Regions from separate parts of the Mus musculus genome. Here region 1 is linked to region 2. Evidence: chromatin loops called from intact Hi-C (ENCODE). Cell type or tissue: left cerebral cortex. All regions are shown on one strand. Each heading gives the region's core, and the rest is flanking DNA. Links, peaks and the distances in the headings are about the cores only.

Region 1 (6,601 bases), core at 1,602-6,601, 150 kb before region 2:
GATGAAGCTGGGACGATGGCTCAGTGGTTGAGAGCATTGGCTGTTCTACCTGAGAACCAAAGTTCAAGTCCAGCATTCACATGGCATTCACAACCCTCTGTAATTCCAGTCCCAGGGAATCTGATACCCTCTGTGACTCTGTAGGGCACCATGTGTATGCATGTGGTATACACACTTACATGCAGACAAAATACCCAAACAAATTATATGCATAAATAATAACTGATAGATAAATAAATGTCTGCATTCTAAAGACATCATAGTTGTTTAAAACCAAGAGAGGTCCAATGATACAGCAGGAATATGCTATTCACGATAATGAGTGAGAAATTACTGCCATAGACACCTTGGCTCAGCTTCCCCCAAACGCTGGAGAGTGAGGTGTCAGGGAAGTGTGACAGTGTTCTGTTACCTACTCTCTTCACTCAAGCTTCACTAACCTTCCACACAGTCCACGTGTTAGAATTCTGGTCTGCATCACATTCTCAAAATGTCCTTTTCTGGCCCATTTGTTCGGACCATAACCTGGTTCCAGACTTGGTTTTGCTTCAGGACCCACCTTCCTAAAATCTCACTAGTTTGCTGAAGGCTTATCCAGCCACCCCTGCTGAGTGGCCTGCTTCTGCCTTCCATCCTGCTCCTCTTGATCTCATTTGATCTGATATAAAAGAAGGTGTAAGTTCCACTTATATCTTCCATCTAGAATGAACCAGAAGCTGTAATTCCTGTTGCTTTTTAGTTCACATCAAAGAAAATAAACACTGATTGGATGCTAATATCCACTCTTGGGCGATATCAGTTTGGACCTTTACAAAATACATTGCATTTATTCACGTGTGTGTGTGCGTGTGCGTGTGCGTGTGCGTGTGTGTGTGTGTGTGTGTGTGTGTGTGTGTGTGTGCATTATGTGGCAGTCAGAGGGCAGCTTTTGGGAGGCACTTCTCTCCTTTGAGCATGTAATTCCAGGGATCAAACTCAAGTCAAGAGGCTTGGTGGCAAGAGCCTTTACCCGATGGGCTTGTTGGCCCAGTTTGAGCTTTTCACTGAACCTATAGCCCCTCTTTCACCATCAGCCACAAAAAAAGGCAATCTCTGTAGTGTTAAATTGGGTCTTATGTGAGTTTCTAGTTCCCAGCAACCAAGTACTTAAACACTTTAGTTGTAATTCAATATAGTAACTAAATTGCTGATTTTAATAGGAATTACAGACTGTTGTTTATCTGATCCTGTCTTGCTTTCGGTAGCCTTAGTCGATAGTCTTCTATAATGTAGAACATTTATCATTTGGACCGATTTGCTCTCTTGAAGATACATTTTTTAAGGAAGTTTGCATGTTTAATTTGCTACTCAAATAACAATTTTCAAACTAGGAAGTGAGTGCACCATGAAGTTCAAATGAGAACTCTCTCAGTAGATTTTTTTTAAATGCTTCGGACTAATCCAAACGTTGTTTCTACCTCCTTTGCCTGCCTCGGTGTTCCCGGGAAGCCTTTTGTTTTTCTAATGAGAAGGCAGAGTAGGGCGGAGCAGAGCACTCAGGACACCATCTCTCCTCTTGCCCTGCCTTCACTGCAGGTGGGATGCCTGAACCCTTGAAGAAGCCGAATGGTAAGCTTGGCCTGTGTCTTCCAGCCAAGCAGAAAGTATCATCCAGAAGCCTTGCACAGTAAGGCCAGTGCTTGTCACAAGCGGCATGTTGCACGCGATCTGAAAGGCAGCAGAGAAGCAGCATCATGCTGGCCCTGCTCTAAAGACAAAATGCAAGTCTCTGGGCATGCTGGTGGCTTTCCCACACTCCCTCTGATAGGCTGGCTTATCCTGCTGCATAGGACATCACCTGGACTTGAAGCTCCTCGATCTCCACCAATGGTTTCTTCAAATCTCAAGTCAAGTACATCTTTAGACCATGACGCTTCTTCTGCAGGATACTGATGCCACTAAGACTGGAGGTGCTAAGTAAGACACGTGCACATCCAGTGTGTCCTCAAAGGCTTCATTCAGTCCTTCCTGAGTTCTAGATTACCTTTATGGTTCTGAGGTTGCTATCCTCTATGACAGGAGTTCTTCTCTAACAGGAGTTCTAGCAGGTCCTTAATGAGGTTCAGGCTCAAAACAAGAACCAAGGATAGGGACAAACACTGTAGTCTCTGCTACCAATCCCCACATCATGTAGACAGTGGTTCTCAACCTGTGGGTCACGGCCCTTTTGGGGGTTGCATATCAGATATTCTACATATCAAATATTTACATTACAATTCATAGTAGTAGGAATATTACATTTATGAAGTAGCAATGAAATAATTTTATGGTCGGAGGTCACCACACCATGAGGAATTAAATTAAATGGCCATAGCGTTAGGAAGGTGACAACCACTGTTGTACAACCTAAAGGACTCTTAACTTCTGCAATGAAAAAAATATTCCACATATGAGCTTCTTCGAAGGGGAGTCACTAATAGCTAGAACTATACCTAGAGAAACTTCATTTTTTTTCCCTTTAATAAACTTAGATCTAAACTGTCATGTGGCTACTGGCTAGCGATTGGACAATGAAAGGCTTATAACAATAAAATCTGCATTATTTATCTCTAACAGTGGACCTGTTTCTCTGGCTGAATCTTGACTAGCATAGAAACAAGGGGAAGAGCCTTGCTCCAAAAAGCCAAAGAATAGATCTGACAGAGCTGGAGGATCGCAAGCATCTACCAGCATGTACAAGCATGTACCAGCATGTACAAGCATCTACCAGCAGACCACCTAGAAACTTCCCAGGACTCTGTGGACTGTCGCCAAAACCATCCTTTAAATCTAACCTCTAGTTTTCAGTGACTTCTGTTTGCTACAGTGAATGGTGTGAGCCTTGTGTAGTTTATTACAGGGCACAGATAGTGTTCTTAGAATTCTCTTTGAAAAAAATTATTTAGACATGCATAGATATCAAGAAGTAAAGTTTGAGTGTTTTGAAAGACATAACTCCTGCAAATAGAAACATGCAAGCCCCGGTGTTAGCTTCCTCCAAGTAGTTCTCCTTCCTTTCATGTTTATCTTTGCCTGCCTTTGAAAAATGACCTATGGTAAGTAGCTTCCCTTCCAAAGCCCCTGAGTTACAGATCCATAAAGGAAAATATGAATTTTATATTTCAAGTAATATGTATTAGTCAGAGATCCTCAAAGAAATAGGACCAATTGTATATGTCTTTCTCTTTATGTGTGTTCTGTATACAAAGTCATATGATACACAATGTTTTTGTCAATAGTGTACGTCACACTCAAATAACAAAACTGCCTAGCAACAGCTTTCTCAGTCTGTATTCCAGCCCTTGATTTACATGTGGCTCTCTATGTGTGTCTACTTGTAAAGCCAGTGTTATGTTTGGAAGAAGTCTCAAGACTGAAGAGCTAAAAGTTGAGATTCTAGTCAGCCTGAAAGCCTGAGAATCAGGAATGTCAATGGCGGATCAATGCCCCAAATGAAGCTGGGTATCAACCTTCACCTATATTCCTAGTGCTATTCACTCAGCAACAGACCAGATGGGGCCCACCCACAATGGAGCTGTTATGTGCCTTAGTCAGTCCAGCAATGTGGATGCTAAGTTCTTTAGAACACCTCCCAGATATAGTCAGACATACTGTTTAGTCAGCTCCTGGGCATCCCATGCCTGACCAAGTTGACACACAATTACTAATCACATGGTGTTCCCCAAACACAATGGCTTCATGAACAGGAACTGAAAATTAGCAAAGCTGTATGTCCCAATTCTAAAACTGAGGGTGTTAATATATTTTTCTATTAAGAAATCCTAGACTCTGGATAAACTGAACTTGTACTGGGATGCTGACACTACAATTAGAAATGGGAAGAAGCCACTTTCAAACTACAGAAGATAATTCAATTTACTGAACCGACCTGATGGTCTGAGTAGGTAGAGATGGCAAACTAAGCATCCAGTGAGACTGCTGAAACATGGAACACAGTAGGACTGCTAGCTCTCTCTGTGCAACTACTGGAAACAAACACACAAACAAACAAAAATGCTAATTTGAATATGTTGCAAATGAAATCACGAAGCCCAGAAAAGTAATTACTAAGATATGAACTCCTAAGAATTATACAACTAGCTCTGGTCTTTTTCTTGTGACATATTCACCTTTAAGTAGGGATCACTCACGGAGCCCCAAAGCCACCTGTCCTGTAGACAAACTTCCCTGCACCAGGGAATTCCTTGCTTAAACCCATGTCTGGGGCTTCATAGTGGCTTCTTCCCCCAGGATCCCCAAGACTGTCTCACATGCAGGGAGTGCATACCCTAGGGTCTGAGGGGTTGTTGAGGAAGGGGTATGGACAGAGCTTAGTAATCAGAAACTAGATTGTCCACACACCTCTGTGAGAATCTTCTCACAGTGTGCTACTAAGTTGGGGTAGAGACTAGCAGAAAAAGGCAGAGGGTATAGGGATGAGATCTCGAATTTTCTCTGGTATCCATTAAAGTCAGCAGAGTCATGTCACTCATGTAGTGAAAAGGTAGAGACAATTATATAGAAATAGAGCCACAAGGGGCTTTTGTTATAAGGTGACCATGGAAACAGAAAGGGTATAAAAGCCTTTGGAAAGTAAACACAGTGGAAACAGCATCAGAGTCTTGCCTGTTCTGCTCATTCCCCAACCATGTGGGAGGAGATGGCACAAGATGGACATGGGAGAGTCCACTTTGGGTGGCTGTGTGGAGGACGCTACTGGCCTGCAGTTTACAGCCTGAAAGGAAACTAGAGGAGTTTGACACCCACTGCATCCATGCCCTACAAACTTAGCAATGGAGTGGATAGCTTCAGCTGTGGGAAATGAGCCTGTAGGCCTCCCAAATGGATTCTGCTTCCCGTATTTTGCTAGAAAACCCCTCCAGTCCCCAGGCCAGAAGCATGGTGAGCTAAGTCATGAGAAGCAAGGTGTACTCCATAAATAATCTTTCCATTGCTCTTTCTTTTTACTCCTGGGCAAACCTTTCTTTCTCAGCACACTCTCTTTCTCTGCATGAAATACACTTTTTCTAGTAGTATACCCTTGCCTACGTTGTCTGTCAGGCTGGACTGAGAAAACCAGAAACACTGCTGCATTTTTAACTACTCTGTAACTATGGCAACAAATGATAAATAACTATTTATGCCAGCTTCATTGTGAAACTGGCCAATTACCAAAACACTCCGGGAATAAATCCTTCGAATGGTTAACTGACTGTGGAGAGACGAATGTGAACAATGTATTAACAGATTCTTCAAGATTGAGCCTCAATAGAGAACACTTAAGTGCCATTTGTTTTCCATCTGGGGCCACAAACATGACTCTAGAGGATTACAAGAACAGTTCCTGTTTTGTTTTGTTAGGATTGCTTAAGCAAGTCGTTGTTATAGGAAGGCAAAGGCCACTCTGTGGTGTGCACGGTTCCATTTCTTGGATGGATAGGTTTGCTTTTCAGTTCCTTCCAGTTTTTGTCCCACCTTTGTTGGGTATCTTTCTGGATGTTTTGTGTTTTGTTTTGTTTTAAAGGAAAACAACAACCTCTCTCATATTCTTACTTCAAGTTGTCTTGATGTTTTTGTGCCTCCTCCACACCTCACAGGGCTGGACTCTCTTAACCTCAGTTTGGTGAGTTCCTGTTACCCCAGTCTTATTAAACTGTGCTGGTTCCCAGCCTTCTGCTAGGGCTAAAGGCTTCAGAGCTGAAGTCAGAGGCACTGCAACTTCCAACCCATAGGAAGGAAGACCTTATGGGCCAGCTCAGGGTGAGCGCTGGGAACGCCCCCAGGTCCCTTCTAGAGCCCTGTCAGTGTGTGTCTGCCCTGCCTGGCCCCACGGCAGCAGCTCGCAAGCAATCTAAATTGCTTTCCTGGATTCCACTACTGGACTTGCCCCCTGAAGGCGCTGGAGGGAGCAGCTGCTCTGGCAAGCACCCCCTGCTAGGGCAGGTGAGGCACAGAAGCACCGAGAGCGACCGGATATTGTAGTGAAGAGGCCACTGTACGTACAGGCAGGAGACCCAAACAAGTCTGTCCTTGGTGCGAGTTGGGGGCCGGAAGGGAGCTCTGGATTTCGGTCCCTCCCCTTTTCCCTGCTCTGTCTTGGAGCCCTGGGGCCATCAGACCCTCCGACTGTCTGGTACTTGCCTGGAAGAGATATCATCTCTCCTCCACACCCTCCACCATGGACAATTTTCTTAATGACTCCAAGCTAATGGAGGACTGCAAGAGTCGTCAGTGGCTCCTTTCGGGGGAAAGCCCAGCCATCAGCTCGGTGATGTTCTCGGCCGGGGTTCTGGGGAATCTCATCGCACTGGCACTGTTGGCGCGCCGCTGGCGTGGGGACACCGGGTGTAGCGCCGGCAGCAGGACCTCTATCTCCTTGTTTCACGTGCTGGTAACGGAATTGGTGCTCACTGACCTGCTGGGAACCTGCCTCATCAGCCCGGTGGTGCTGGCTTCATATTCAAGAAACCAGACCCTGGTGGCCCTGGCTCCCGAAAGTCACGCGTGTACCTATTTCGCTTTCACTATGACCTTCTTTAGTCTGGCCACGATGCTCATGCTCTTCGCTATGGCCCTGGAACGC
Region 2 (8,363 bases), core at 1,762-6,761:
GTTTTTCTCTTTAAACTGTAAGTTTGTTTGCTCAAATAACCACATGCCTGACAACGTAAAGAGAAAACTATCAAGGACTTTGTTATTTTTCAGGCATTCCTACCTGAACTGCTCTGCATGTGACAACTAGAAAGAAGTTATAAAACAAAAATCTTGAAATTCTCCAGTTTAACAAGGATTTTCACGCTGTTGAGTTCAGCTTTTGTGTCTTTGTTGAAACATCGAGAACAAAATGACCTAGTGAAATGTGAGTGAAATTTAATCACATGAACAAATGCTTTTGTGGGCAGGGAATGTCGGAGCTACAGTTACGTCTCTAGTTTTCACCTTTACTTAGATTTTGGCTAAGAAACGTTTGGTCTCGTCCCAGATCCCCTAATCCATCCTCTACAGAAATTTTTTGTTGCTTTTTGACTTACCACTTAAATTTGTTTTCCATATCCCCACATCTTAGTCACTGTTCTATTGCTGCAAAGAGTCACAATGACCAAGGCAACTTAAAAAAAAGAAAGCATTTAATTAGGGCAGCGGTTCTCAACCTGTGGGTCACAACCCTTTGGAAGTTGTATATCAGATATCCTTCATAACAGTAGCAAAATTACAGTTATGAAGTAGCATCAAAATAATGTTATGGTTGGGGGTCACCACAACATGAAGAACTATTTTAAAAAGTTGAAGCATTAGAAAGGCTGAGAACCACTGAACTAGGGCTTGCTTACAGTTTGAGGGTAAGACCATGAGCATCATGCTAACAAGAGGTTGGACATGGCTCTGTAGCAGTAGCTTGGATCTTGGCATCCTGATCCACAGGCAGCAGTCAGAGACAGACAGAGACAGAGAGTGGCAGAGAGAGACAGAGACAGAGACAGACAGAGACAGACAGAGACAGACAGGGAGACAGAGACAGAGAAAAACAGAGACGGACAGCGAGACAGAGCAAGGCAGACTGGGCATAGTCTGAACTTTTGACATTTCAAAGCCTACCCATAGTGATATACTTCCTCCAACAAGGCCACACCTAATCTTTTGCACATAATCTACCCAGTGATGGCTAAGCAGTCAAGTATTTAAGCCAATCTGAGGCATTCTCATTCAAACCACCACAGACTAGTTGTCTGATGCCTGCTTTTATTCTCCCCACTCACTTTATCAGTAAGGCCTTCCTTAACAATACTTCTTGAAAACTGAAGGGGGCAACTAAAGTGAGCAGCCACCATGATGGAAGAACCTGAGATGAAGACAATTCAGAATATGTCCTACATGAATAGAATAATCTCTTCGTTCACCTATGAGCAGTTCCAGAAACTAAGAAATCACTTCGAGACAGATTGGTTCCCTAAGGAGACAATTCTGCAGGCCTTGGCTGAGGAACTCAAACTGCCCAAAGAAGTCATCAGCTACTGGTTCTTCAAGCAGCGTCAAAGAGAGATGAGGCACAGATGGTTTTTGATGGGCTACAAGGGTTGGATAACGTGCTGTCACTACTGTACAACAAGAAGGACCACCAGGTAGAAGAACTCCAAGGAGTGCTCTCAGAATGACACTGGACTCCTTGAAGCGTTGGAAGCCTTGAAGAGGCTCAAGCTCTCTTCTGGGTACCAAAGCAGGGATGGCATGTCACAGGATTTCTGACTTTTCAACTTCCTTGTTGGGGCAGGGGTCTGTTGGGATTTGCTTATGGAAGAAGGTACATTAATAATAAAGGTTGCATTCTTAGAATCGAAAAAAAAAACAAAACAAAACAACAACAAAAAAAACCCAATACTTCTTGTTGGTGGTTTGAATACAATTGGCCCATGGGAAGTGACACTATCAGAAGGTGTGGCCTTGTTGGAAGAAGTGTGGCACTGTGGGGGTGGGCTTTGAGGCCCTACTACCTATGTGGAAGACAGTTTGCTCCTGGCTTCCTTTAGATGAAGAAGTAGAACTCTCAGCTCCTCCTGTACCATGTCTGCCTGGACACTGCTATGCTCCCTCCTTGATGATAATGGACTGAATCTCCAAACCTGTAAGCCAGCCTCAATTAAATGTCCTTATAAGAGTTACCTTGGTCATGGTGTCCCTTCACAGCAATAAAACTCAAACTAAGACACTCCCCTGTATCATCTCCATCTCCCTTTGTCTTCTCTTCCTTCAGAGCAGTTGTCACCTGTAAATTTACATATCTCCTATATAACATGTACTGAGTGTTAAACATAAAGGGTCGGTTCTATTTACACTACCCAACAGCTCCAAACACACGACAAACACTCATTATTTTTTGGATCATTGAAGGATAGCTCTCCACTATGCCCCAGATTCACATATCCCATCAAATATTTGACATCTGCCGTTGTGATCAAGTAGGTCTTCAGTCTTAATGTAGACAAAACAGAAATTGGGATTCTTGGCCTACCCAATCTTCTGTATTCTATACCACTCCTGTTTGTGGTTACTAATATCGGAAACTCGAGTCATGGATTTCATCCTTTCCCTCAAAATGTGCATCCAAGTAGCAACGAGGTATTCAGATTTAACTGGTAAAGCACACGCCAATTCCATCCTCTTGGCACCCCTATGGCCATTCCTTAATAGCAATCAGAACACCCTTTGTAATTTTTACATGTTTCTTGGTACAGTTACAATGAGTTCAAATGCCTTGCCATCTATGCTCCCAAAATACTGCATGATTTTTTTTGCCTCTTCCCAGCAGTCCAGTCTTCCTTCTTTCCTGCCCTGCCGTGAGACATGAGGCACACTGGCTCCACTCCATTCTTCAGATAAGTCAACCTTTGCTCAAGTTTTCCAGGCCTTGTTCCTTCTGTGTAGAATGCTCAGTCTCCCTGATCAGGTGCTTGACCATCTTATCCTTCAGTTCTAAACGTATGTGCCACATTGTTAGAGAGGACCGACAGGCCACAGTCATTCTGTATCTCTGTCTTCTACACATCCACCACTGTGCTATCACAACGTTTGAAGTTCCTGCAAGGGATGTTAGTTGTGGCTCTCTGTTGGTTGAGACACTGGGCCTGTGAGATTTCCTGCCTCTCACAGTGGTGAATTTTGTTTTTTTGCCTCTTGGATAAGCCTGGGTCACCAGGGCAGAAAGCCTTGCCAGGTCTCACCCAGTGGGTAATGACTTCAGCTTTGTACAATGTCTGTAGAGGGGAGTGTCCCCCTCCCCCCCACCCCACCCCCCCTCGCTCATAATCTAGGCATTCGGTCAACTGCTGCTTCTTAAAAACCACTGAGGGGGAATCTCCTGCCCCAGTCTTTCTTATGAGAACTTCCTGTCTGTAGAAGGAGTCCAAGTGAATGTGACCAAGTGTCACGTCAGGACAGTTTCTCAACTGATATCCTTTATATACCTGGCACGTGTTCATTTATTTTATTGATGGTGCTGGGTACTCACCATTTAGCTCCCTCCTCATCCTACCTCCCCTATTAACAGGATCTCACTAAGTAGGTGAGGCTGTCCTCTCCTTATTCTCTTCCCTCCACCTCTAGTATTGGGATTACACCAAGTTCTTGTCACTGTCCTTTAAAGAATTAACATTTTCAGTTTCTATCCTAATCCTCTTAGTCTTTTTTGCACGCCTGCCATTGTTCTGGCCTATCTATTGGGGGACATAAAACTAATGGCCTAGGAAGCCAGCGTCCTGTCAAGCACATTAGCATTACTGTATAATGCTAATTATACAGTAATAATAAAGCTATAATAATAAAACAGTCACTGTGAAGTGTTTGTGCTCCTCTAAACTTGAGGTGTTTTCCTTGAAATGCATCTCACTCTGTATAAGTGGGCTCTGGCCTCAGCTTGAAACTGGGGGTAAAGAAAACTGCACAGATAACTGTCCTCTGATCAGTGTTTACTAGGTAGAGTAATAAAGCCCTTGCCAGTACTGTCTGGCAAAACTAACTTATTTGCAGGTAGGGTAAAAATACCAACTCATTTCTTCTTGCTTTGGTGCCTGCCTCCTATTCTTGCCAAGGTGAAACACACCGTGTGTGTTGTTTTTCTATGAAAGGGCTTAACATTCTTTGGAATTCAACTCCTTTGATGGTTTTCCACAATGCCTTAAGAAAAGCTGTGGCTTCTTCTCTCAGCATAAAAGAAAATACAGGGCTGGAGGGATGGCTTGGCCATTAAGAGCACCCGCTGTTCTTGCAGAGGACTTCCATTTGCTACCCAGCACCTACATGACTACCTGGAACTCCAACTCTAGGGCATCCAATGCCCCCTCTTTTAGCCTCCTGCTCTCCCCCATGGTGCACATACTCTCACACAGGCTCACACACTTTTGCATAAATTAAGAATAAAGTCATTTTAAATGAAAATAGCCTTTCAGCTTCCTGCACCTTGGGCTAAAGGACAATTCTCAAGGTGTTCTTGCTTTTTATAACTAAAGGCTGACACGGAGAGTACACATGGAGGGACCCATGGCTCCAGGTGTGTATGTAGCAGATGATGGCCTTGTATGTCATCAGTGGGAGGACAGGTTTTTGGTCCTGTGAAGGCTCGATGCCCCAGTGTAAGGGAATGCCAGGACAGGAAATCAGGAGTGGGTAGGTTGGTGAGCAGAGGGAGGGGAGATGGAATAGGGGGTTTTCAGAGGGGAAAGCAGGAAAGGGGACAACATCTGAAATGTAAATAAAGAAAATATCTAATAAAAAATATTTTATTTTTTTTATTTTTTTATTTTTTTTTAAGATTTATTTATTTATTATATGTAAGTACACTGTAGCTGTCTTCAGACACTCCAGAAGAGGGCGTCAGATCTTGTTACAGATGGTTGTGAACCACCATGTGGTTGCTGGGATTTGAACTCTGGACCTTCAGAGGAACAGTCGGGTGCTCTTACCCACTGAGCCATCTCACCAGCCCATAAAAAATATTTTAAAAGCAGAATCTGAGATGAACTCCAGGAGTTTCAGGAACTGAGCATTTCATTCACAAGGGCTGAAAGCTACAGATTGAGCAGGACTGGCCTGAACATGGTGAGGCAAGAGTCCAACTAACTCCCAGGGAATTAGAGATCACAGGCCATCACAGAGAATGCTTGTCCCTACTGGATCAGGGCACACACGAGAACATATAAGCCACCTGAGAGAAAAGCATTTGGGCACCTCAAAAGCAGGCGAGATGATGTGGCAAAGGGCCTAAAAAGGCGTGACAGGTAACAACACGTGACAGTGCCATCTACGACTTTCGACTTCCCTGTCTCTCTCCACACTAATGCTCCAGTTTCATCTTGAGCAATTTTGGTTATTCTGTGAGTTTACTTCTTTCGTGCCGAGGAATTCTTGTCAGGGCTGTGACTTAAAGAACTTAGCCACCCCCTAGCCAAGGCTTTCCCTGAACTCTCCTGATCTTCACTGATGGAAAACCTGTTGAGCTACAATGCACGTACTATGCAAGTCACATATGCATGTAATGAACAAAGAATGTAATGAACAATATAACCCACAATGAGAAATACAGCAGAGCACCAACTCTCAACAAAGTCCTCGGACAGTGCACAGTGCAAAAGTGAGCCAGAGCCACTGCAAATACGTCAACCCAACAGCTTATGATTCCAGACGAAGAATTAACTGTTGGATGATTCGTATTCTCATTATAAGGGCAAGTCCTATAGCCCAAGAAGACCATTTGCTTTTCCCCAAGCTGAAGGGGTAGATTTCATACATGACTCAGATAAGGCAGCCTCTTTTTGCTAGGAGACAGTAACACAATATTTAATTCCTATTTAATCTGAAACTTAGCATTCTAACTTAGAGAGATAAGGGCTCACTTAAGACTCCCTTATAATCCACAAATACGTATATAGAAAGTTGCACTTATAGACTTAAAATGTACAGATATGTATATTCAGAGAAGTGCACACACAGATTTACATACATTGTAAGTCCTTTTGAAGAGACTTTTATTGCTTCTTCAAAGTATAAAAATTGTGGCTGGAGAGATGGCTCATCAGATAAGAGCACTGGCTCTTGCAGAGGACCCCAGTTTGGTTCCTAGCATCCACAAGGCAGCTTACTCTATCCACAACTCCAGTCCGCAGGCATCCAATGCCCTCTTCTGTTCTCTGTGAGCACCAGGAATGCATGCAGTACATTTAATGCACACAGGTCAAACACTCAAACATGTACAATGCAAAAGAATATTTTTTTTAAAATGACTTTTAATAGTCAGGATATGAAAGCCACTCATTTTTAATGTCCAAAGATTTACAAACACAGTAACTAGACGGAAGATATGCAGATCCCACTGTGCTACAGGCTACTACAAGGTTGCTAATTATGCAACCTTGGTGACTAATGACATTAAAAGAAAGACAATTCTTTGATGGAGGATCCATCTATTCAGTGTAGAGTGGTTGGGTGTAGGGGCACCTCAACCTCTGTCCTGTAGATGCCAATAGTATCACTAAATCAAAATATTAAAACTGTCTCTTCATCTTGCCAAATATCCTGGAAAGTACTGGTTTTAATATGGCTACAAGAAAATAAATACAAACGCCAGTTATGATTCAACCAGAGAGTCAACGGTGATTCAGTGGAGTTACATCCCAATTTGATTCAAATGCACAGGATGGCTAGACCCAGGTCAAGCACACTGGTGTTTGTCTGATAGTGAACTGCCCTATACAACTGTCATGTACCACCTATGGCAAATAAGCCCTCAAAAACGGATCTCCTTAGTGAGGAAAGGCATTAAGTGTGAAATGGACTGTATTTTGAAGACTTCACATTAAAAAGTAAATGTCAACATTTTCGTAGTAATTAAGCTGTCTGGGGTTTATCTGCTCGGTTTACGGTTTTTAAGAGTAACTACTAAGAAATTTTACATGTCATTTGTATCACAAGCCCATTCAATGGCACTTGTCTAGAGATGGCATAATTTAGTCCTGTTCCTTTACAGATTTGATCTCGGGTTTCCTGTGCCACAGAGAGGCCATCCCACGAGGCCCGCTCATAACTCCTTGTCGTGGTGAAAAGGCTCCTGTGTGTCTTTGGGCCAGTTGGCAGTGTTCCAGCGCTTTATTCTCAGCATTTCGACCGGCTCTCTCCTGGCTGTTGATCTGTCTCCAGGCTGCAGCTCAGCACTCTCCTGCACCTCTGCTTCTTTCTGACACTCTAGAACTTTCTTCGTGGGAGCTTGGGATGTAGGAGCGTCCATCATATTCAGAAAATCAAAGGCAGGAAGAGGAGGTTTCCATTCCTGGGCAGACAAGACTGCTGGAAAAAAAGAGACAACCAAGAGTTTAGTGATTAACAGAGATGAAATCACCGTATGAATACAGCTAGGAAGTATTTTATTTTGAAATACATATTCATAGGAGGTCCTTATCAGTTGTCTGCTGATTAAACCCTTTGCATACTAAAACCATTTGCATTTGTGGTGACGGAAGGAGGCCATCTGCACACTTTCCCACATGCATGCAGAGGCCAGGGGAGAAGCCTATTTATTGCTCTCTGTCTTACTTTTTGAGTGAGAGCCTCTCTCACTGATGATGAAGCTGACTTACAATTTTGGCTGGCCAGCAAGCTCCTAGCATCTGCCTGTCTCCATCCCTCAGCACTGGGGTTAGCTTTTCTATAGGTCAAGGGGATTTGAACTCAGATCTCTTGCTTTTACATTCATGCTCTACTTATTTTTATATAGTGATTAAGTGTTAATAGGAACAATCAATCAATCAATCAATCAATAAGGGGATTAAAAAGCATCAAACAGTAATACGTAGAATAAGCTTACAGATAGGCAGGTATAAGTTAAAATATCAAATTTTTTGCTCCCTTCCTGTGGTGGCTTGAATAGGTATAGCTCCAAAGACTCAAGTGTTTGAATACTCTGTCACATTTTTTATGCTTAGTCATTTTTATTGGATATTTTATTTATTTACATTTAAAATGTTATCACAGTTCCCGATTTCCACCCCCAGAAACCTATCTCCCCCCTGCCCCGCTTCTATAAGGGTGTGCCCCCACCCACCCACTCACTCCCACCCTTGCATTCCCCAACACTAGGGCATCAAGCCTTCATGGGACCAAGGGCCTTTTCTCCCATTGATGGCTGACAAGGCTGTTTTATGATTTTTTTTGACACAGGGTTTTTCTATGTAATGTCCTGGAACTCACCCTATAGAACAAACTGTCCTCAAACTTATATTGATCCACCAGCTTCTGCCTTCTGGGTGTTGGGATTAAATATTTGTGCCATCATACCATGCAAAAAAGATTTAAAAAAAAAAAAAGACTGGAATAGGGTGGTGTCTTTGTTAAGGTTCTAATGCTGTGAAGAGACAACATGACCATGGCAACTCTTAATCTGGGCTGGCTTACAGTTACAGAGGTTCAGTCCATTATCATCATGGTGGGAAACA

What was found. Hi-C counts contacts between places; a loop is a spot of excess contacts. Peaks named below come from ENCODE experiments on the same cell type or tissue, not always from the same donor. Only the 100,000 strongest peaks of a DNase experiment are listed, where the experiment ranks them.
Region 1: a loop joins it to region 2, with 4 times the contacts of the local background. A loop is called at or near these places in 38 of 42 quality-filtered maps.

Annotation. Positions count from the first base shown.
Region 1 is chr14:44,982,769-44,989,369 of GRCm38, forward strand. Ptger2 (prostaglandin E receptor 2 (subtype EP2)) reads left to right here and starts at 5,343. Exons shown (of 2, transcript NM_008964.4): 1 at 5,343-6,601. The coding sequence starts at 6,197. In left cerebral cortex, for the core only: no CTCF peak of the experiment used is centred there; DNase peaks (open chromatin) are centred at 3,573 and 6,366; H3K4me3 peaks cover 706 bases.
Region 2 is chr14:45,128,756-45,137,118 of GRCm38, forward strand. It overlaps Txndc16 (thioredoxin domain containing 16), which reads right to left. Exons shown (of 21, transcript NM_001310534.1): 21 at 5,693-7,218. The coding sequence ends at 6,953. Among named protein-coding and RNA genes, the nearest start is that of Gm34362, 44 kb to the right of the region's middle. In left cerebral cortex, for the core only: no CTCF peak of the experiment used is centred there; no DNase peak of the experiment used is centred there.